2 separate regions of the Homo sapiens genome follow, and region 2 is linked to region 1. A link is an interaction called in ENCODE POLR2A ChIA-PET data of the cell type or tissue named here. Cell type or tissue: MCF 10A. All regions are shown on one strand. Each heading gives the region's core, and the rest is flanking DNA. Links, peaks and the distances in the headings are about the cores only. Region 1 overlaps LOC100129316 (a long non-coding RNA gene). Region 2 overlaps LINC00484 (long intergenic non-protein coding RNA 484).

Region 1 (11,476 bases), core at 1,603-9,602:
TCAGTTATATGTTTGCAAATATCTCCTGGACTAAAACTTGTATTTCCATTGAGGTTGTTTGTTTGTTTGTTTGTTTGTTTTTAGAGATGGGGTCTCACTTTGACATTCAAGCTGGAATACAGTGGCATGATCACAGCTCACTGCAGCCTTGAATGCCTGGGATCAAGTGGACCTCCCACCTCAGTCTCCTGACATGCTGAGATTACAGGTGTGAGCCATCCTGCCCAGCCCTCCACCTTTTTCATATTGTATTTTATGCCTGTTTTTACCTCTAATATAGCCAAATGAATAAAGTTTTTGTTTTATCATTTTGCCTTTTGAGTTTTGGGAAATACTTGTCAATTCTAGATTATAAATACCTTCTCCTATATATAGACTTCGAATTTTTTTCATTTCATTTTTCACTTTTAGTTCTTTAATCCACCTTATGTTTGGTGGTGGTGTAAGGGGAAAATCTAATTGTTTTTCCAACACTTCCCTCAGCAGTACTGACTAAGCTGTTCGTCATGTTCTCATTGATTCATAAGGACACCTCTGTCCTGTTAATTTTCCACGTATGTACTAGTCTATTTTTAAGTTTTCTATTGTGTTCCTCTGATCTATTTTTTAAAGAAGTCCAAACACATGGTAAGCAAATCTTCCCACCTTGATCAGTCCTGATTATTCTTTACCATTTCTTCTTCCATGTGAGTTTTTGATTAGCTTGTTACATTTCCAAAAGTTATTTGTTGGACATTGTTTGAAGTTTCAATGAATTCTTGGAAAAATTTGAGGAAATGGACGTCTTTGTGCTGTGAGTCTCTTCATCCATGAACATCTTCATTGCCTCATCTATTTTTTGTGTACTCCTCTTATGTAATCCAATAACATTTTGAAATTTTCTTCATAAATACCTTTCATGGCTTTTGTTAGCTATATTCCTAGTTACTATATTTTTTTGTTGCCACTATAAATGGTATGTTTCTTAAATTGCATTTTATGTTATCTGCTGCAATGGATAGCACATTGATTTTCATATATATTACACATATCCAGCGAGATAGCTAAACATCCTCACTGATTCTATACATTCGTCTGTAGATACCCTTGGATTTTCTATGTAAACAATCTTACCAACTACGGATCATTTCAGTTTTGCTTCCCCTTTGGAAATTCTTATACTTATTTCCTTTTAATATCTTATGACAGTAGCTCAGTAAAATATTGGATAAAAAGAATGATAGCAGACATTCATAGTTTTTTTGACTTTAAAGAGATTTGTGCAATGTTTCACCATTTACGCTGCTGGCTGTACATTTATTTGGTAGGTGCTTTCTACCAGGTTAAAACCCTTTGTTTCTCTTCCCCATTTTCTATAAGTTTGTATTATAAATAGATGTAGAATTTTAAACTGTTAATGTGGTGAATTACACTGATAAATTTTCAAATGTAAAGCCAGTAATACATTCCTTAAATAACTTAGATTTGTCATGATCTGTTTATGTTTACAAATTGCTGGACTCTGCTAGTATCTATTAGGATTTTCATGCCTGGGTTTCTAAGGAAGGTGACCTTCCCTTTCCTGTCTGCTTTGTATAAAAAATAAAGTAGCCTCAGAAAATGAGTCAGAGAGCAGGCCCTCCTTTCTATTCTCTGAAACATTCTGTATGATATTGGGATAACTGTTATTTGAATGTTTGGTAGAATTCTCTTATGAAAACATCTGGTCCTAGCATTTTGTGTATGATATTAACCAGAGCAGATTTTTAACCCATTTCTTTAATGGTTAAAATATATTCAGGTTAGTTTTTTTTTTAGTTTTGCTGAGTTACATTTTTGGAGGTGATTAGTCTTCTCTCTGTGTTTTTGTAGTTTTTGTTGCTGCTGTTGTTCTTATTGCTGTCTTACTTTTAGTCTCTGTCTCTCATGCTGTGCCTTTGGTTATTCCTAGAGTGGTTTATTTGTGCCTTCTCAATTTGGGTTCTTTTCCCCCCTTGCAATCTATGTTGACTAAATTTGTCTATTTTATTTGTTGTCTTAAAGAACCAGCTGTTGGATTTGTTGACTCTCTCTATTTCATACTTGTTTTCTATTTCATCCATTTTCCTCTTATTTCTTGTGCCTTCATCCTTCTATATTCTGTAGTTTTACTTGGTTTTTAAAATTTTATGTCTTCCTGAGTTTTCTGCTTTGCTATTAAGTTTGAACATTTCTTCTTCTCCGAAATAAATATGTATTTTCTTCCAAATACCAGTTTAGCTGCATTCCTGATATGGTTTGCATCTGTGTCCCCACCCAAATCTCATGTTCAGTTGTAATCCCCATTGCTGGAGGTGGGGCCTGGTGGGAGGTGATTTGATCATGGGAGTGGTCCTTCATGAATGGTTTAGTGCCATCCCCTCAGTGCTGTTCTCGTGATAGTGAGTAAGTTATTGTGAGGTCTGGTTGTTTAAAGGTGTGTAACACCTCTCCTGTCTCTCTCTTCCTCCTGCTCCAGCCACATGAAGTGCTGGATCCTCACCTCACCTTCTGCCATGTTTGTAAGTTTCCTGAGGTCTCCCCAGAAGCCTGGCAGATGCCAGCATCACGCTTTCTGTACAGGCCGTGGAACTGTGAGCCAATTAAACTCCTTTTCTTTATAAATTACCCAGTCTCAGGTATTTCTTTATAGCAATGCAGGAACAAACTAATTCCAAAGTTTTAAAATATAATGTTTTATCACTCCATTCTAAATATATGTATGCATATATATGCATATGTACATACTAAGTGATTTTTTAACTTAAGTTCATTATAATCAGAAAAATTGAGTCTGTGTAACTACTAACTTTTTGTTTAATAAATACTTGTTTTCTGGTTAGGACATGGTTAATTGCCACAAATATTCCATGTCTGCTGCTTGAACACAATGTACGTATTTTTTAGTTGGCCTTTAGATCAGTCTGTGTCTATTCCGTAGTTTCTCTCATCCACAGAGTTGTTCACTAGCAATTAACCTCTATCTGAGAGTTCTAGTTTCTGAAATTCTTGGCTATGCCTGCTCAATCCCGTAACTGAGAAGATGCTGAGTTCCACATATATCCACAAATGTTTCTTTGAGATTGTCTTCTAAAATTAAATTTTTCTGTGGGACTTTCATTGGGTATTAACAAAATTCCTCCTTTAAACCACCATTCCCTTTCCGTCCAACCCAGATTGTCTGCAGAAGTGTTCTGGACATTCTTGAACTTTCCATTCTTCTCACAGGACCCAAACAATAGGGAGTGGGTTTTTTGTCAGAAGTTTTTTTTTTTTAAAGCCTTGCTAAGGCGAGGGAACTGAGACCCAAGGTAAGTTACAAGACATAGGAAGATCCCAGAGACAGATCTGCACTCCAGAGCCAGTACTGCCATAGGGAGAGCAAGGGTGAGTGGTGCTAGGACCATTGCCAGGGTTTGTTAGTTTGTTTGTTTTGAGATGGGGTCTCCTTCTATTGCTCTGTCGTCCAGGCTGGAATGGAGTGGCACAATCTTGGCTCACTGCAGCCTCTGCCTCCTGGGTTCCAGCAATTCTCCTGCCTCAGCCTCCTGGGTAGCTGGTATTACAGGCATAAGCCATCACACCTAACTAATTTTTGAATTTTTAGTAGAGACGGGGTTTCACCATGTTGGCCAGGCTGGTCTCGAACTCCTGGCCTCAGGTAAGCCACCCACCTCAGCCTCTCAAAGTGCTAGGATTACAGGCATAAGCCACCGCACCGAGCTGCCAGGATTGTTTTAAAATATTTAAGGTCTAACAGTGACACGGGCATGAGATACTCGGAGAATTTTCAGGGTAATTGTTTTATAACTCTACTGAACACCTGTAAAATGCAAATGAATAACAGACATCTGAAAATAATCTTTCCTCTCAATAATAATGATAATGTAGCTACAAAATAATAATGTATCTACAAAACTTTAAATTAAGATTTAATTTGAACAATGAAAACAACAATGAGATAGCATTTTTTACCTCTTAGATCAGCAAAGAGTATAAAGTGGTAACATTTGTGGCTTTACAAGGGCAGAAAACAAGCTGGTGGAACTATAAAAATGGTGTGTCTTAGAAAAAAAAAGTTGGCAAAACTCAATAACTCCCATTCTAGGACATCTACCTTAAGTAAAAGCCATACCCTCATACAGGCAGAATGTTATCATTGCCCAGGCACATCCTGTTCTCTTCTGTGTTGGGTATATAGAAAAATACAAACCCCCCTCCTTCACAGGTAGATGGGGCCAGGTGACTGGCATGGGCCAATGGGCTGTGGGTGGAAAGGAAGCGTTTCCTACATGGTAAGCCTGGCACTTGTGAGTTCCCATTGACTCTGGGCTCTCTGTGCCAATTCTAGAGGGAGGATGGCAATGCTGGCACTTCTTCAGCCTGGTCACCGACTAACTATGCAAAATACAGCTAATAACAAACAGCCCCAAAGTCTCAGTGGCTTAACACAACAAAGCTTTATTTCTTGTTCTCTTACAAAGGATGTGAACAAGATGTCCAACAAAGGATGTTTATCAGCTTAAGCCTAGAAGATCCTAACAACTACACAGAGATTTATATCAAATGAGATTCATTGTAGCATTACTTATAACAGTATAATTTTAACAACACTCTAAATGTCAAAACATAAGAGATGACCAAATAAGTTATGACCCATGGTATAATACTATAATAAATATCTTACAAAAAATAGAAGTGATATGTTGAAGATATCTAGCAGCAATGGAGAAATTCTCACAATAAAATACTGAGGAAAAAAGGCAGAATATTAAACAATTCATACAGTAAAATCACATTATTTATTTATTTAAAACAATTGACTAAATGCAAAGGAAAAATAAAGCCCAAACACCTCAGCATTAGTAATGATCATGGTAGTGAAGCAACACAAGATTAGTGATCAAAAGGCTGAAGGTGGCTGTCAGGGAGTTTGTAAAATGAAGTATTGATGATGAGCTTGAATGATGCTATTTCATGTTAATATAGAAAAAAATAAGTAAAGACTATTTTCCCAAACCATGCAAGCAGCAAGTGGGAATGAGTCATGACTGGTTATGGGGAATTTTTTCATTGAGCAAGCATACCCACGACTTTCAAAATCGTAGCATGGGGCATTGGGCCAATGTGTTTGTTTATTTTCCTTTGTTTTCTCTGACAGCAACCCTAATCTCAGGTTACAGTTTGGCTGGCCATAGTTAAAGGGAAATAGAGATGAAGTGATGAAACATGCAGGGGGATTCAAAGAGCATTCTCGTGGCTTGCTAACCTTAAAATCAAGTGTTGAGGTGTGGATTATTAGATATGCCATATAACAGCACAGACAACTTGAACTTGCCATCCTCAGAGGTTTGAGAAATACGCCAAACCATCTGACTGCCCATAAACATTGTGTACTTAGGAAGGGTGTTGGCTTGCAGAAAAAAATAGGAATGTTTTGAAATTATCAGGGCCCATTCCAGGAAAAAACAGGGGAGTGGAGGATCACTGTGGTTTCAGAAATGGCCATCGGACTGATCAAAGAACTTTCACATCTCAGCAACAAATAGAGTTCCAACAAATCCAACTGTTTCTTCTCTGGGGAAGTCCTTCAGGCTAAGGACTTCCTTTCTCGTCTTTGTGGGTTTTTCCAGAGGCGATCACGTGAAAGTTCATGTCTCAGCACAGTTTGGGCTGGAATGACTCCCATATAGATGCTGATAAACCTTTTTCCAGAGGCTACAAATTCTGTTGTGTGACATCCACAGCTCCTGAATGTCACCAACTAGGAGGTTACTCAGATTCTCTTCCACTGCAGGAGTGACAATTGATAACTCACTGTGAGTGCAAAGTAATACTGCTAATTTTTAAGACAAGGATGACAATGTTTTATAGGATAACTCCCTGAGGATATTTGAGAGAGGAGTAAGCAAAAAGAATTGAGGAGTATAAGGAGCCAGTTGGAATCATTTTTTAGACTCAGGACATAGCAAATTAATCATTTGGAGCATCTGTCATTTGTTATTCATTTAGCAAATTTTTATGTAGCACCTACTGTGTGCATTGTTCTGGCCACTGGCAACAATGTGGATCCTACATCCATAAAAGCTACCATCTAACAGAGGATGTGGATATTTACAAACTAGAGTAATGAAAGAGGAAGTTATTGGGGGATCTGGGCAAGGAGGCAACCTTGAGCTGAACCCTTAAGGAGCAAGAGCAAAAAGCAACTCTAGAAGTCTGTGGACATGGGCTCAAACAGTCTGTCCCTGGTTCGTGGAAGAAGTTGATGGGTTGTGAACAGGTTACTTAGGAACTAGGAAGTCAATGTTAGAATATCGCTAAGATGGGCAATACTTCAGAGATTCCCCACAGAAGCTCAGAGGGAGTCTTAGGGGAAACCTCGCTCTGCCTCACGTTCATTAGCTAATTCTTCTAATCCACTCAGTTGAGTGGTGGTTTCTATCAAGTGTGTCAGTTTGGTCCTTTGGAAAGCAGACACCAAGACAGAGTTTGAAGTGCAAAAGATTTATTGGAAGTAACACCTAAGATATGCGGAGAGAAAGCAAGATATCCAGAGAAAGAAAACCTTCACACCATGGTGCAGGCTGACACCTCTAACAGGTGAGAGTGAAGGAAAAAAGATGGGGTAGGAGAGCCTCAGCTGGTGGTGCAGCCAAGAGAAAGTCTTCGCCAGGCCCACAGGAAGCTCCAGCACAGAGAGAACATAGAGAAGCCCTACAGTGGGCAGAGATGTCCAGGCCTTGTTGCCCTGTCATCTTCAGGCATTGGTTGAGGGCTGCCTAAGAAAAATACAGCCTCAGCTTAAATGCTGCAAGGGCTCCTGAAGGTGTCACAGCTGGAGGCTGTCAGCTACGTGTGCTCCTCACAGCCCAACAGCATGTCTTTCCTGAAGGAAGAGCCAAATGTCATTTATCCATGGCTGCAACACACAGCCACATGGCTTGGTAGCAGTAGAGGTGAGACTAGGCCATCACTTGCACAATTTCAGGGAGGAGCTAATTCAGGAAAACACATTGGAGATATTTTTACCTTTCGTCTATAGCTGTCTGCTTAGGAACAAAAGGAAAGGCAGTTTCTTGCATGACTCAGCTTTTAGCTTAATTTTTCCCTTTGACAGAGTAATTGGGGTCCCAAGTTTTTATTTTCCTTTCACACCTGCTTACAGAAACTTTGGGTTCCCTGAGTTCAGGCTTCCTCTCCTGCGGTCGATGCACATGCAGGCATCACCTGACCCTCTTCACATTGCCCTGGGGGATCTGGGGCTCAGGGAACCAGCACAAAAGTGCAGCTACCTTGGCTACTCTTACTGCTGTCAGTAAAAAACTGTCCTTTGTCTCTGACCCAGGAATCTCCTATCTTCTGCCAGCACCAGTGAAAATGATTGCTAGCTTGCAAGAAGGGTAAAATCTCAGAGCCTTCACGGTTCTTTCAAATTCAAACGTACTGGGAGAGAAAACATGCACGTATAAGAATACCAAGATGGAGAAGACGCAATAAGCTTCTCAGCAAGATAACCAGAGTATAAATGGGGTAGGAAAATTTCTGTCCCTAAGGAGACCAGGTTCCAAGAAGCGGGGGCCACCCCCACTGGACCTCTCTCCCTCTTCCAGGTTCAAGTCCCCACTTCCCAAGTCAGAGTGAGAGAAATAATAAGATGGGGGAAGCAATGACTGCCTTGACGACCTGGCTATAAATAGCCAATATTTATGTTAAATAATAAGAGTGAAAATAAATAGCTGTCACAGGATCTCATTTCTGGAGTTATTTATAGGCTTCATATGACAACCTAATGAGATGGATCACATTTTAATGCTGCGAAGCTTTTGGTCATAAGATAGTCTATCACAAAGGTCAACATTTCCCTGGAGGGAATCTGGCACCTCAGGAACCAGCAGAGCACGGGTGGTTCTTAATAAGCACTTCTGGGTGCTCTTACGGAGCCCAATTTCCAAAACATCAGTGGAAGATGAACCAAGGAACGCATCCGGCACCCCCACTTAGCAGCAGCCGCTACCCAGTGGCCCTGCCATGGGATATCAGTTCTCCATGCTGATACAGGGCAGTCCCTGTGGGCGGTGCAGCCCACAGATCCTCCACAGTATCACTCTAGCAGGTTCTAGGGTGATTTTTTTCACACTTGGTTTTTAGCATTGGTGTGCCAAGGATTCCATCATGAAGTTCCAATCGGGAAGTGCTGAAGCCAGCAGTCCTTCCTCGCAGACACGCTCCTCCCCGCAGCATCTCCCACAGCACTGACTGCTCTTCCGCTGGCCTATCTGCTGGAGGCACGGGTCCCTCAGTCTAATCCTTCCAAATTGCTTTTCTATTCCCTAAAATGGGCCCTGGGGTGGAGGGGTAAAGTAAGGGTCTACACTGAAAAGGCCTCTTCTTGCAGTTGTGTGGAGGAAGGACCGCCTTCGGAAGAGGCTAGGAATCTTAGTAACCAGTACTTGGCCCCCAAAAGCAGAAAAGCAAGTAACAACAACATTTGCCTAACTCTTAATAATGTATCATGTTTTTCATAGGCTTGCCTTTTAACAAATATCATGTATTTTAGACACTTGTTAATTAATTTTTTAAATTGTTAGATAATTGTAGATTCACATGCAGTTACTTTTACCCAGTTTTCCCAGTGGTAACATCTTGGCAAAACTAGAATACGATTTCACCGCCAGGTATTGACATTGATGCAACCCATGTGTCATGTTCAGATTGCCCAGTTATATATGCACAAGGACTCATCTGTGTGTATGTGTTTGTGTGTGTGTGTTCGTGTGTGTGTGTGTGTTTAGTTCTATACGATCTTCTCACATATACATTGGTGTATTCACCCCCACAGTCAAGATACCAAACATACTGAACATTTTCATCACCCAAAGGATCCCTCCTGCTGTCCTTTCATGGCCACATCCACCACTGCCCTCCCCGACAATTAACTTAGTAATATTTTATTTTAGGAATAATAAAGTATTGGTGAGCTGTAAACTGGTACAGCCACTCCGAAAAACAGTTTAGTCATTTCTCATAAAACTAAATATGCAACGCCCGTACAGTTGTGTTCTTGAGCATTTATCCCGGAGAAATGAAAACTTACATTCACACAAAAACTTGCACCATGAATGTTCATGGCAGCTTTATTTGTAGTAGTCAAAAATGTGTAATCGTCAACCCAGATGTCCTTCAGCTCACAGGTGAATGGTTAAACACTGTGTGCACACCCAGACTGTGGAACACCACTCAGCCATTAGACGGAATGGACTGTTGATACATAAAACTTGGATGAATCTCCAGAGAATTATGCTGAGTGAAAAAAGCCAATCCCAAAAGGTTCCACACTGTATGATGCCATTTACACATCATTCTTGAAGTGACAATATTTTGGAAATGGACAGACTGCTTTCAAGTGCTCCTTATCACGGCCTTGGGGCAGGAGGCAGCATTTGCTGGTATGGTGATCAGTAGTGAACCCATAATGAAGGCTGGGTCAACAAAAGCATTGCATTTGCCCCCTTAGCCTGTTTCCTCCCCATCACTCATTTGTATCTGCCCTGGGTAAAACACTCAATGGCACACAAAGAAATCTGAGATCCAGCCACGGCAGTTAGTATTACATGATGAACCTGGGTCACACATGATGTAACTGGGATTATCTTTCCAGAACCCTCTTCCATGTAGAGAGTTGGCCAAAAGAGGGGTTCTGCCTGAGATTTGCAAAATGGAAGTGAAGCAGCAGCTTGTACCCTGAAGGTTGTCATGGCCTCTACAGTGACAAGCAAACACAGAGCTGCCCTCCCTCCTCTGGGCCTGACCCTTCCCACTGACCACAAGAGGCCCCAGGCCCAGCAGCAGACATTGAGCCTGGACTTTATGCTAGAGGTGGTGGCAGTCCATAGACCCCACCTACTCCCCTTTGTGCCCCATGGCCCATGCTCTGACTTGCCTTTCTTGCCACAGGCCAGGGATTCAGGAAGGCTGGTTGATGCCTTTTCTCAGATTCTCCAACACCCCTTGTACTTTTCTGCCCAGCTCCCCCATGGTCCTGCAGGGTCTAACCACTGGAAAGAATCCCTCATCTGCACCATGCATCTTGCTTCTGCTCTCCTGCTGGGACCCTGCCCTGCAAAGCTCACCAGGAAGATAGCTCCCCACAACAGCCAGCAGTCCACAGAACCATGGCGGGACAGGAGGCATGAACTCCAGGAATCACCAGGGCTGACCTTCTGGCAGAGAGGAGACAAGTTCCGATTGGAAGTGAGGAGGAGTTCTGAGTAGGGGCAAGGAGGGAATAACATACAGGGTTTGAGACTATTTTATTCACCCGTTCACTCAGCAGACTTTCCTGGGACCTGCTGTGTCCCTGCTCACACCAAGTCCTCACCCTCTGGTGGGGTCAGGAGTCAAGAGATGGTGCTGGGCCAGGCTGGCACCAAAGGCTGGCTTCCCACCACCAGGAGCTCAGATCCGGACAATCCCCAGGGAATGTTTGAACCACGGCCCAAGTCATTGGAACCCAGAATGACTGCCAAGACACACTCATGGCATAATTTGCCCAGGGGCTTGGGCTTCCCACCTGCAGATGGAATATTTTCGGGAAACTGCACAGGAGGCTCGAAGGCCTGCCAACAAGTAATGCAAACCATCTAATCAGCCCACTGTGATGTCGGCACCCACTAGGAACCAAAATATATAACCAGAGTCATGGAGGTAAATTTCAGAAGACAATTCGGCCATCTCAGAAACAAGAAAGCCCCACAGGTAAGTAACTGTGAATGCAGGCTGCAGCTGGACCGTTGCGGCAGCCAGGGAAAGAGTTGTGGGAAGGAGTCATCAGGATGAGATAGAGAAGACAGCTGGAGACGGCAAGAAGTCAGCTGAACAGCTGAGATGGGCGAACAAGGAGCCACCGTTTACTGCAGCTCTGCTCCCACACGCTGCCGAACACGCCTCTGGGCTTTCCAGATGGTTTCTCCTGTTGATTCTGTGCTGAAAGCCCTGCCCCTTGGAGAAATACCTGGAGGATCCAAGTGGCTTCCATTCAGAGAAGGACAAATTCAAGAAGCTATGCTATGACCTCTGTGTGCAATGAAAAATCAAACTGGATTGATGTACCACAGTCAACAAGAAGGTTAAACGGAAGATATGAAAAATGCAATCATGCCTTGGACAACACATACTGGACACTTACCATGAGTGGGGCAGTGGAGTCAGGAAAGCATGCGATGTTAACTCACACGCCCAGCCGCTGCTCTCATCCAGTGTCTCATGGCTTCGAGGGAAATAATAGCAACAGCAAGCCACGTTAAGACAGAGTCTTGCTGCTTCTTTGAGTGACACTGGAAGAAAGCATCCCTGTTCAATAATGGGAGGGCATGTTGCTGTCTAAGTCTTGGCAGTATCAGAAATCCCCTCTGGCACAGCAAGTGGTCAGCACAAGGGTGTAGCCAACTGCACCCACACCAGGAGGACATGGTCTGGG
Region 2 (11,476 bases), core at 2,397-10,396, 120 kb after region 1:
GATCATCTCAACAGATGCAGAAAAAGCATTTTATAAAATTCAGCATCCCTTACATGATAAATTGATAACCTCAACAAACTAGGCACAGAAGGAAAATACCTCAAAATAATAAAGCCCATATACATCAAACCCACAGCCAGCACCATACTAAATGGGGAAAAGTCTAAAGCATTCCCTCCAAGAACTGGAACAAGGCAAGGATGCCCACTTTCACCACCCATATTCAACATAGTACTGGAAGTCCTAGCTAGAGCAATCAAGTGAAAGAAATAAAAGGCATCCAAACTGGAAAAAAGTAAGTCAAATTATCCCTGTTCACTGATGATGCATTCTTACATCTAGAAAACCCTAAACATTCCATCAAAAACTCTTCAATTCAATAAATAAATTCAGGAAAATTTTAGGATACAAAATCAATCTACTAAAATTAGTAGCATTTCTACATATCAATAATGATCTAGTTGAGAACCAAATCAAGAAGGCAATTCCATCTGCAATACCTACCAAAAAATTAAAACATCTAGGAATATTTTTAACCAGGAAGATGAAAGACCTCTACCAAGAAAGCTACAAAACACTGATGAAAGAAATTGTAGATAACCCAAATGGAAAAACATCCCATGCTAATTGATCAGAGTTAATATTATTAAAGTGTCCATACTGTCAAAAACAATCTACAAATTTAATGCAATCCCTACCAAAATACCAACATCATTTTTCACAGATTTAGAAAAAAATAGTCCTAAAATTCATATGGAACTGAAAAAGAGCCCAAATAGCCAAAGCAATCCCAAGCAAAAAGAACAAAGCTGGAGCCATCATATTATCTGATTTCAAATTATACCACCAGGCTACAGTAACCAAAACAGCATGGAACTGGTATAAACACACAAATCAATGGAGCAGAGTAGATAACACAGGAATAAAATCACATATTTATAGCCAACTGATCTTTGATAAAGTCAACAAGAACATATACTGGGGGAAGGACACTCTTTTTAGTAAATTGTGCTAGAAAAACTGGATTGTCATTTGCAGAAGAATGAAAGTGGATCGTATTCTCTCACCAGATAAAAAAAGTCAACTCAAGATGAATTAAATGTAAGATCTGAAACTATAAAAGTACTAAAAGAAAACCTAGGGAAAACTTCTCAACATTGGTCTAGGCAAAAAATTCATCACCAAGACCTCAAAAGCACAGGCAACAGAAACAAAAACAGACAAATGGGATTTAATTAAACTAAAAAGCTTCTGCACAGCAAAGGAAATAATCAGCTGAGTGAACAAACAACTAGTGAAATGGGAGAAAATATTTGCAAACTATGCATTTTGACAGGGACTGACAGTCAGAATTTATAAGAAACTCAAACAACTCAACAAAAAAACCTCAAATAATCCCATTAAAAAGTGGGCAAAGAACATGAATAGACATTTTTCAAAAGAAGACATACAAATGGCCAACAAACATAAGAAAGAATGCTCAAAATCATTAATCATCAGAGAAACGCAAATTAAAAACACAATGAAATATCATCTTACACCAGACAGAATGGCTATTATTAAAAAGACAAAAAATAACAGATGTTAGCAAGGATGCAGAGAAAAGGGAACTTATATACTATTGGTGGGAATGTAAATTAGTAAGTGCTCTATGGAAAACAGCATGGAGATTTCTCAAAGAACTGAAAATAGAACTACCATTCAATTCAGTAATCTCACTACTGGGATCTACTCAAAGGACAATAAATCATTGTATCAAAAAGACACCTGCACTCTTGTTTCTCTCAGCACTATTCACAATAGCAAAGATGTGGAATCAACCTAAGTATCCATCAGTAGATGACTGGATAAAGAAAATGTCATATATATATATATATATATATATATATATATATATATATGCACACACACACACACACACACACACACATATATATAATTGAATACTATTCAGCCATAAAATAATGAAATCATATCTTTTCCACCAACATGGATGGAGCTAGAGGCCATTACCTTAAATTAAATAAGTCAGACACAGACAAGTATCACATGTTCACACTTATAAGTGGAAGCTAAATAATGTGTACACATGGACACAGAATGTGGAATGATAGACAACAAACACTTGGAAGGGTGAGGATGTGTGAGGGGATGGATGCCAAAAAATTATTTAATGGGTATAATGTATGTTATTTAGGTGACAGATATCCTAGAAGCCTTGATTTCACCACTACACAATCTATGCCTGTAACAAAATTACACTTGCACCCCATAAATTTATACAAAAGGTAGTAATAAGGAGAACTGATAGCACTATTGAGTCTTCTTATCCAATTGAGATTTGGAACAATGCCTCTCCATGTATTCAGGTTTTTTTTTTGTTTTGGTTTTTTTTGACAAAGTTTTACTCTGTAACCTAGGCTGGAGTGCAGTGGTGCGATCTCAGTTCACTGCAACCTCTGTCTCGCAGGTTCAAGAGATTCTCCTGCCTCAGCCTCCCGAGTATTTGGCATTACAGGTGTGTGCCACCATGCCCCGCTAATTTTTGTATTTTTAGTAGAGATGGAGTTTCATCATGTTGGCCAAGCTGGTCTCGAACTCCTGACCTCAGGTGATCCGCCTGCCTTGGCCTCCCAAAGTGCTAGGATTACAGGCGTGAACCAGCATGCCCGGCCTGTACAGGTCTTTTAAAATGTCTCCCTTAATAATATTCTGCAGTTTTCTGTGAAAAGGACTTCTGCATCTTTTGTTAAATATTTAAAAATATTTTATTTGGTACTGTTGTAAATAAATTTTTTAAAATTTCATTTTCCAATTGTTTGCTGCTAGTATATATGTATGTATGCTATTGATTTTTGTATCCTGCAGACTTATACTAGTGGTTCTGTAGTTTCCTTGAGGTTTTCTATGTAAACAATCATGTTATGTTCAAATAGAGACAATTTTACTTCTTTCCCACCAATATTTATGCCTTTACATGTTTTTCTTGCTTCATTGCCATAGCTAGGTTCTCAGTACAATTAACCAGAAGAAGAGAGAGAGAGAGAGAGAGAGAGAGAGAGAGAGAATGCATGCACTTACTTCCTTATCCTTCTGATCCTAGAGAGAAAGTATTCAATATTTCAACAATAAGTATTGTATTGGGTTAGCTCCAGGTTTTTCACAGATGCCCTTTATCAGGTGGAAGAAGTCCCTTTCTCTGCTTAGTTTGTTGGAGAAAGAAACAATTCCACACTCATATTAAGAGATTTAACACTTCTCTTTCATCAGCTTATTGATCAGTTACAAAAATATCAGTAAACATTTGGAGGAAGTGAACATTATCATCAGTTACCTTTACCTAATTGCTATTTCTGTATCACTACACATTCTTTTCAAGTACACATAGAAAGTTCACTAAGACAAACTATATGCTGGGCCATAATACAAGTCCCCAAAATTTAAAAATATTTGAAATAGCACAAAGTAGGTTCACTGACTACAGCAGAATTAAATTAGAAATAATAACAGATCAAGGAAATACCCCAATATTTGGAAATTAACCTGCACACTTCTAAACAATGCACATTTCAAAAAAAAATCCCAAAGAATTTTAAAAATATTTCTAATTGACAGATATGTAAAAATACAATAAATATATCAAAATGTATGGGATGCGTTAAAGCAGTGTGAGGAGGAAAATTTACACTTTTAAAGGCTTATGTCAGAAAAGAGGAAACATGTGACCTCAGAGACGGAACAGTTCACCTCAAAAAGCTAAAAAAAGAAGAGCAAAGTAAACCCAAAGAAGACGGAAGGAGCAGAAGTCAACAAGAGAGAAAACAAATGTTAGAAAAAGATTACACAGCTTCCCTCGCTGTGATCTACTGAAAATCGCCCTCAACACAAGGGATTGTAAAGAAACAAAGTGAAAAAAAAAATCTTTTTTAAAAAAGAAAAAGATTACAAAGCTAAATCGTAGTTCTTTAAAAGCAACAAAATAAAGTCATAACTAGTTAATAAGAAAAAATTATTAATAGAGCACAAATGACAAATATCAGAAATGAAACACTGGTTACCACTTCAGATATTAAAAGAATAATAAGCTGATTTTGTGAACAACTTTATAGCAATCAATTTGGCAACTTAATGAACTGAACAAATTTCCTGAGAAGTACGATCTACCAAAATTTACACAAGATGAAAGGGAAAATATGAATAATCCTGTATCCATGAAAGAAATTGAATTTGTCATCATTAACCTTCCCACCAAGGAAACCAGCCCAGATTGTTTCACAAGTGAATTCCATCAAACGTTCAAAGACATAATAGCACCAAATGTACACAGACTCTTCCAGGAAATAGAGGAAGAGGGAACACATCCATGTTTCATGGGACCAGCATAACCTCGCATCAAAAGATAACAAAACATTAACCCCCTCCACTCCACTAAAAAGAACTTTTTTACAACACTAAAGTTAACAAATTAATACTTTTATGAGAGTTGCAAAGTGTATGCAGGCTCCATTGTGGAAGAAATGGCTCATTTAAGCCAATGAGAACCAAAATCAGCTCCCAACTTAATAATGTTAAACTCCATTCCACGATGTATTTTTAAGAGCTTGCCAAATTTGGTAATAAATTAATTTTTAAAAGGAAAGAAAAGCTAAATCTAGACAAAGAAACACAGAAAACCAAATTATCGGTTTGGAAGATATTCAAATATATTAACTAGGACCCTGGGAAAACCATGTATGTTGGGAAGGGATTTGTAGGTGAAGAAGGATGTAGAAAAATTCAAGAAGAGCCTGGTGATGTGGCTCACACCTGCAATTCCAGCACTTTGGGAGGCTAAAGCGGGAGGATCACTTGAGGTTGGGAGTTTGAGACCAGCCTGGCCAACATGGTGAAACTCTTGTCTCTACTAAAAATACAAAAATTAGCCAGGTGTGGTGACTCATGCCTGTAATCCCAGCTACTCGGGAGGCTGAGGCATAAGAATCGCTTGAATTCGGGAGGTGGAGGTTGCAGTGAGCCAGGAGGCAGAGGCTGCAGTGAGGCAAGATCGCACCACTGCACTCCAGCATGGGCAACAGACTGAGGCTTTGTCTCAAAAAAAGAAAAGAAAAATACAAGAAGGAAAATGGGCTTCTGCCATTTTCGGTGGCATGTTGTACAGAATTTGACAAGCATGTCCAGGTGAAATCTTTGAAGAAGGCACTGCAGTTTCTGTGTTGGCGGACGTCCTCATTTTTGTTTCCACCCTGTAGCTAAGTGGCCATCCTGCTCAGAATATCTGTGACAGTTGGATTAGGACATATTTAGTGATTAGGAATCAGCATGTTACATGGTGTATAAAAGTCAGGCCCAAGAAAGACTCTGACCACCTGAACATCGGCAAGCTCACGTGACGCCCAAGAGTCAAGACTGCGGAGCGGTGGACAGAAGAACTGCATCAGGAGCCCCTAAAAGGCTGGCTCACAGGGGCTGTAGAAGAGCCACCATGACAGTGTTCTGGCTGAAGATCAGGCTGCATGGTCTGACAAAGGACTTTCTGGCTGGCAGTTTGACAGCACCTGTGGTTTATTTAAAAAAATAATAATAATAACAGCCGGGTGTGGTGCCTCACACCTGTAATCCCAGCACTTTGGGAGGCCGAGGCAGATGGATCACCTGAGGTCAGGAGTTCGAGACCAGCCTGGCCAACATAGTGAAACCCCGTCTCTACAAAAATACAAAAATCAGCCAGGCGTGGTGGCGCACACCTGTAATCCCAGGTACTTGGGAGGCTGAGGCAGGAGAATTGCTTGAACCTGGGAGGTGGAGGTTGCAGTGAGCCAAGATTCCATCACTGCACTCCAGCCTGGGCGACAGAGGGGAGACTCTGTCTGTCAAACAAAAAGAACAATAAGAAGGTTGTTTATGGCTGAAATAGGAACACACAGAGAATCTAGGGTATGGGGCTGCCAGCTCTCTCCCAGTAGAGTCCGTGGACCAGGTCACTTGTGAGCTGCTGGTTTCTGCCCCATGATGAGATAACAGAGTGCAAGGAAGTGTACGTGTTCAGAACTCTCACGGCAATTTGACAGGACTGTGGCATCAAAGTGTGTGCCTGTGTTTCAGTAATCCATGTCCTCTGTGTTTTACAAAAGCACTGGCCCAAGACAGATTGGGGAAAAACTACAAAAAATTGCTCCTTCCCTACAGGCTGTTCCAGGACAGCAGCTCTGGAGTGTGGCTTGGCGGTCATTTCTGGGGGAAGCTGCAGACAATTAGCCACAGATGATACTTAGGGTCTCAGACCCCACAGTTGATGCTTAAAATAGATGTTAATGACTTCAGAGATGTCCCTAAGCTTATCTGATTCATACCCTCTCATTTCCAATGTGTTTTCTGAGGGAAAAAGAAGGGTTTTCGGTCAGTGTGCCAGGAGATCCAAAATCCAGGGCATCCCTGGGTAGCCTGACCTGCTGGGACAATGAAAAGGTGGAGAGAGGACTCCCAGGGACGGCAATGAGGAAACAGGGCTGCCACGGCCCACAGGCCTGGGTGTGATCTTGCTGCAGAGCCAGGAAGCTCCTTGCAGCGGTGAATGTGGTGGCGGTGCTGGCCGGGCACCGTGGCTGTGCCTGGCAGGCCTGCTGAGGGCACAGGGATTCATCGCGCTTGGCTCAGAAGCTTCGTTTTTCTGAGACAGCTCCCAGCTTCACTCAAACGTGGTTACCTACAGATGCAAACTGGAAACGATGCACTGTTTGTTCCCTTGCAATCTCTACGGTGAGCAGGCAGGAGCCCCAGCCAGAGTCCTGTGGTCACACACCCACTGGTGGTCAGGTAAATTTTCTGTTTCCCAGAAGGTTTTATTTTACAGAGTTAACAGACTGTGGCCTGCTTCCATTGCTCTGAAACACGCCAACTCCAGTTTCCCCACCTTTGTGAGGACGATCAAAAACCCAGAGAACGGCAGTGTTAAGATTTGATTTCATGATAAGCCCATCTTGTGGCAAGTTGAGTCTGGCTCTGGAAGGTGTGTTTGCCAGGAAACAAGCTGTGTATTATTTCTGTGGTTTGGCAAGGGAAACTCTGAGCTGGATGGATTTGGGAACCAGGGGAAACATAGCTCAGGCCATGAGAAGTCTGGATGAACAGGAAAACAGAGGAGGGGTCCCAGGTATTGCACAGCTCAGAGAGACAACGCCCCAGCGCCAGAACTCAGCAGCCAGCAGGGGTGTGGGCAGCACTGGGGTGTGGCTGGAAACTTCGGACACCACCCACACGGCCCACAGTGCCAAGCCCTGCTGCCTGGCCCTGCCCACAGAACCCCCCCATCCTTCTCAGCTGTGGGCTAAACACCCCCAGGATGGAAATGGCTGGGCTGTCCAGGGTGTGGAGTGAGCAGAGGCGCACAGGCAGCCTGCCTATGTGGGCCTGTGTTGGTGGGGCCCCACGTGTGGACATGCCCCGCCTGACACCAGGACTTGCCCGTGAGCCTCCCTCATCCCCAGCAGGCCTTGCTGGGACTCCTGTCTGGGGCTCAGTCCCGCTCTGGGGACATTTTAGGAGAGGCAGGTGAGTTCCTGCTGCTCCCAGGGGCCAGTCCCAGGGGACCTCATCTGTGACAGAGGATACCTCATTTATGACAGAAGACGAATTGTTGGGCACAGCCCAAGGCCTACGGAGAGCAAGGTAGGGTTGTGTCAGAGTTGCCCTGAAACCAACATCTTGTAGGTAAAGTTACTGAGGTTTGTCAAGTTGCACAGCATGGAGTAAGCCGCAGAGTGGAGGACAGGAGGTCACTCTGTGGTTCCCGGGCATCTCATACCACCTGGTGCCATCTGGAAACAAGTGTATTCACCTGCAGTGGGGAGACCCCGCCTCCCCTGCCTCAGAGCAGCCAGCCCCTTTGTCTGCCACCTGGAGGTGTCACAGGCCTTCAGAGGAGAGGGCTGTGGGGCTGCAGGGAGTCATCAGGGTGGACAAAGAGGTGCACTTGTGCAGATGTGGGCCTCATGGAGCCGAGAAGGGAAAGACTTCCCTGCAGATGACCATACAATGAGCAGGCAAGAAAGAGGACCGGAAGGCGTGAGCTGAACCCGCAGCTGGCTGAGGAGCCAACACACACGTTTCCGAGGGATCCAGGCTTAGGCTGGTGGCTCTTACGATCCCAACATCGGCTCCATTCGCCCCGGTCTGTTCATTCTACTTCCACCGAGATCATGTGCATCCCATCAGGGCATCCTCCCTTACCTTCTATGCCGCCAGTGCCCCACAGCACCCCCATGCTGTGTGCCCAAGCTCTGCACGGTTAGGTGGGGACACCCTTGCAACGCACAAGGTCGGCCTTCCCATCCCACCATTGCTGCCTGCCCTGTGTCCCTGGCTCCTGCCAACCTGGTGGGTTTGCAATTCCCCACAGGGACCCACACTTCCTGGAGAGAGTAGCCACACTCGGACCTGCCCAGTGCAGAGCCGGGCCAGGCTGGAAACAGGTCGGGGCTGACTCACTGGCCCAGAGTGGGCCACAGGTGCTGGGCACTGCTCTCTCTGCCTGCAAATCCTATCTTTTACACCCCTGCCCAGAGAAACATTCTGTGTCTCTCCACGTACCAGGATGACAGCGGCCCCCAAATATGTTCATATCCTAATCCCCAGAACCCGTGGGTGTGACCTTACATGGCAAACAGGACTCTGCAGATGTGATGAAGACCAGAATTATTTGGGGGAGGAGGGCAATGTAGTCACAAGGGTCCTCCTGAGACAGTCCGAGCAGAAGAGAGCAGGAGGTGACTCACTGATGAACACAGACTGCAGCGATGCGCTTTGAAGACAGAGGAAGGAGACAAGAGCCAAGGAATGCAGGTGGCCCCCAGAAGCAGAAAGACAGCAAAGAAATGGATTCTCCCCTAGAGCCTCCAGAAAGAACCAGCCCTGCCCACCTTTGACTTTAACCCAGTCAGATTGGTTTTAGACTTCTAGCATCCAGAACAGTAAGAGAACAAAGCTGTGCTGTTCTAAGCCACCGAGTCAGTGGTCACTTGTTACTCAAACATCACCCATCAGCACCCTGGGGAAGTGCGCCTGGCTGTCCGAATGAGCAGCCCTCTCTCCAGGACAGCCCTGCACCCGTGTTGGGCCTGTGTCTGAAACTCCCTAGCTGCACAGGCCTGGTGCCAGCTCCATGAGGCTGGGGTGCCACTGTGAGTGGCTCCATCACTCAGTCAGCCCTCGCCACAGGCCTGCAAATGGCCACTGCATGCTGGTGCTGTGGACATCCATGGCTTGGTTCCATTTCAGGGAAAAGCCCCTGAGGACTTGGGGAATGCTTTCCTCCCTCAGCCACGCTATTCAGCGACCCCACTGGTGACCTGTCCAGGCTGAGCCCCCCCAAACACGCTGGCCCAGTGACTGCTGCCACCCCCCTTGGCCGGCTGCTTGGTCCAGAGGCAAGAGTCTCGGCCAAGGACAAGGCATCACAGTCCTTTCCTGGTATATTTCAAATAGGAACTGGGAACCAAGGGCCAGTCCCATTAACTTGAGTAAGAGGCAGACACCAGCCGGCACAGAGTGGGTCCCACTGCCTGGGCCCTTCCTGCACCTCTGCTCGCTGCTCTGCCCCAGCCCGGGCTCAGCAGGGACCGGCCTGGAGACCAGCCCCAGAGCGGGACCTCAGTGCATGGGTGCCGGGGAACAGTGGGGGCCTGACAGGGCTCCTCAGACCTTCCCGTGGAGGAAGGCAGGAAGGTGGGCTTCCCAGGAGCCGTGGGCAGGCAGGCACCCTTGGGCTTCCTTTTTCCCATCTGTGTAAGGAACTGCTCTAGGGCCATGAGACACTCTCTGCTGATCCTGTCCCATGGTCCTAGGGGCACTGTCTGCCCACCCACCCTGAGTGGCCTTGGTCACAGCTGCAGTGGGACACCAAGTGGGTCCATAGCCATTATGGACTCCCACACGCAGCGGCCACCATATGCTGTGGGGTCCTCATCTCAGGTGCCCACATTCAGATAAGATTTGGGATAGACCATAAATTCCACAAGGACAGGGATTTTTAAAAATTTGTGTTTACTGATGCCACTCAAAAGCCTATAATCAGTATAAGCCTGACACAGACAGGTGCTCAGGAAACAATTTTTGAATGAATGACTAGATGCTGAATTATTTGCTTGGTAGGATGAGGATGGGCATTTCCAACATATTGCAACTGGAAACAGTGTTCCACGTTTAGAACTCCTCTTCGCCTCATGAGCTAATTTGGCACATTACTGGTCTGAGTGAGCTGTGGGTTGTCTGTACAGTTTTTGTTTGTAGCAAAGCTATAAAACAAACTGTGCAGGCCAAGAATAGATTGACATTGTTCACGATGGTGCTTACAGGCTGCGCAAGATGTATTAGAAGTCTTTGCATAAATAATAATTACAGAAATCCAAATTAATGAGAGAGCATTTCTCAATGATCCGATTGGTAGAGTCCAGCATCCACGTGCACTCCTGACCAGGACGTAGAGAGAGGCCCTCCAGGAGGTGTGCAAAGTGGCGTGGATTTGGGACAGCGATTTGACAGTATCTGAGAAAGTTAAAACTCTGCATCCCCAACACACAGCAAGCCCTGCAGCGGTAAGTCTGGGTCACAGTGAAGGCTCAGGACAACCCCAACCATCCAGGGAGGAACAGCTAATAAGAATGGCACCCTTGCTGGAAAGTGTATGGTTGCTGACTGGAAGAAATATCCATGACATGTTGTGATGTGTGTGCAGCTGCAGACCTCTACGTAGAGTAAGTACGTTATTGTTTGTGGAAAAAAGTATGTGTGTGTTCACAGGTATGTACATGTTTGTGTGTGTGTGCAAATGAGCACAAGCATTGACTTGTTGGAATGTGGGTGCATGGTGCGTGTGTTCCTGTTTGTGTCTATGCATGTGTGTGTGTGCATGTGTCTTTTGTAAGTACAGGAAGAAGTCAGGAGTCGTCATGGTAGTGAGGATAGCAGTACTGTGTCCTATCAGGGCCAGACACGGCACCTTTCAGATACTGTAGTCATGCACTTAATCCTCAACTGGGTTACCACTGTTATCTCCAATTCACAGATCAGGAAACTGAGGCAAGCGACCAACCTAAGTTGAATTCTGAAGTCAGGCAACTTGTGTCCAAAGTCCATGACCAGAATCTTTCTGTTTTGCCGCCATGCTCAAAATAGGAAAGGCAAGGTGAAGCGTGCTGTTAAACATTGTTAACTGGTGGGCACTATGGGTGTTTTTTACTTTTTTCTTTTTGTATTTTTATCTTTCAGGCGATTACTTTAAAACATGAAAGAAATTGCACCTTTTCCTTAAGGGCAAGATGGTGCTGTGGGCTTTCCTCTCTCCTGATGAGATGATGCAAATGGACTCCATAGAGAAACGCTGCCCGTGTAACAATGCAGTTACGCAACCCGGTGCATGACACATGAATTGCAGCGCACCTGAGATCCTGATGAAATCCTGGGAGCCTGGAGCTGTCAAACA

What was found. Peaks named below come from ENCODE experiments on the same cell type or tissue, not always from the same donor. Only the 100,000 strongest peaks of a DNase experiment are listed, where the experiment ranks them.
Region 2: POLR2A ChIA-PET joins it to region 1 with 19 read pairs; 3 of 35 experiments call an interaction of 5 or more read pairs at or near these places.

What each region holds. Positions count from the first base shown.
Region 1 is chr9:91,055,544-91,067,019 of GRCh38, forward strand. LOC100129316 (a long non-coding RNA gene) reads right to left here. Exons shown (of 4, transcript NR_033912.1): 3 at 11,186-11,333; 4 at 7,751-11,073. Among named protein-coding and RNA genes, the nearest start is that of LINC00484, 58 kb to the right of the region's middle. In MCF 10A, for the core only: no CTCF peak of the experiment used is centred there; DNase peaks (open chromatin) are centred at 4,328, 5,118, 5,548 and 6,998.
Region 2 is chr9:91,171,207-91,182,682 of GRCh38, forward strand. LINC00484 (long intergenic non-protein coding RNA 484) reads left to right here. Exons shown (of 3, transcript NR_135306.1): 3 at 11,263-11,476. Among named protein-coding and RNA genes, the nearest start is that of LINC02937, 14 kb to the left of the region's middle. In MCF 10A, for the core only: no CTCF peak of the experiment used is centred there; a DNase peak (open chromatin) is centred at 7,045.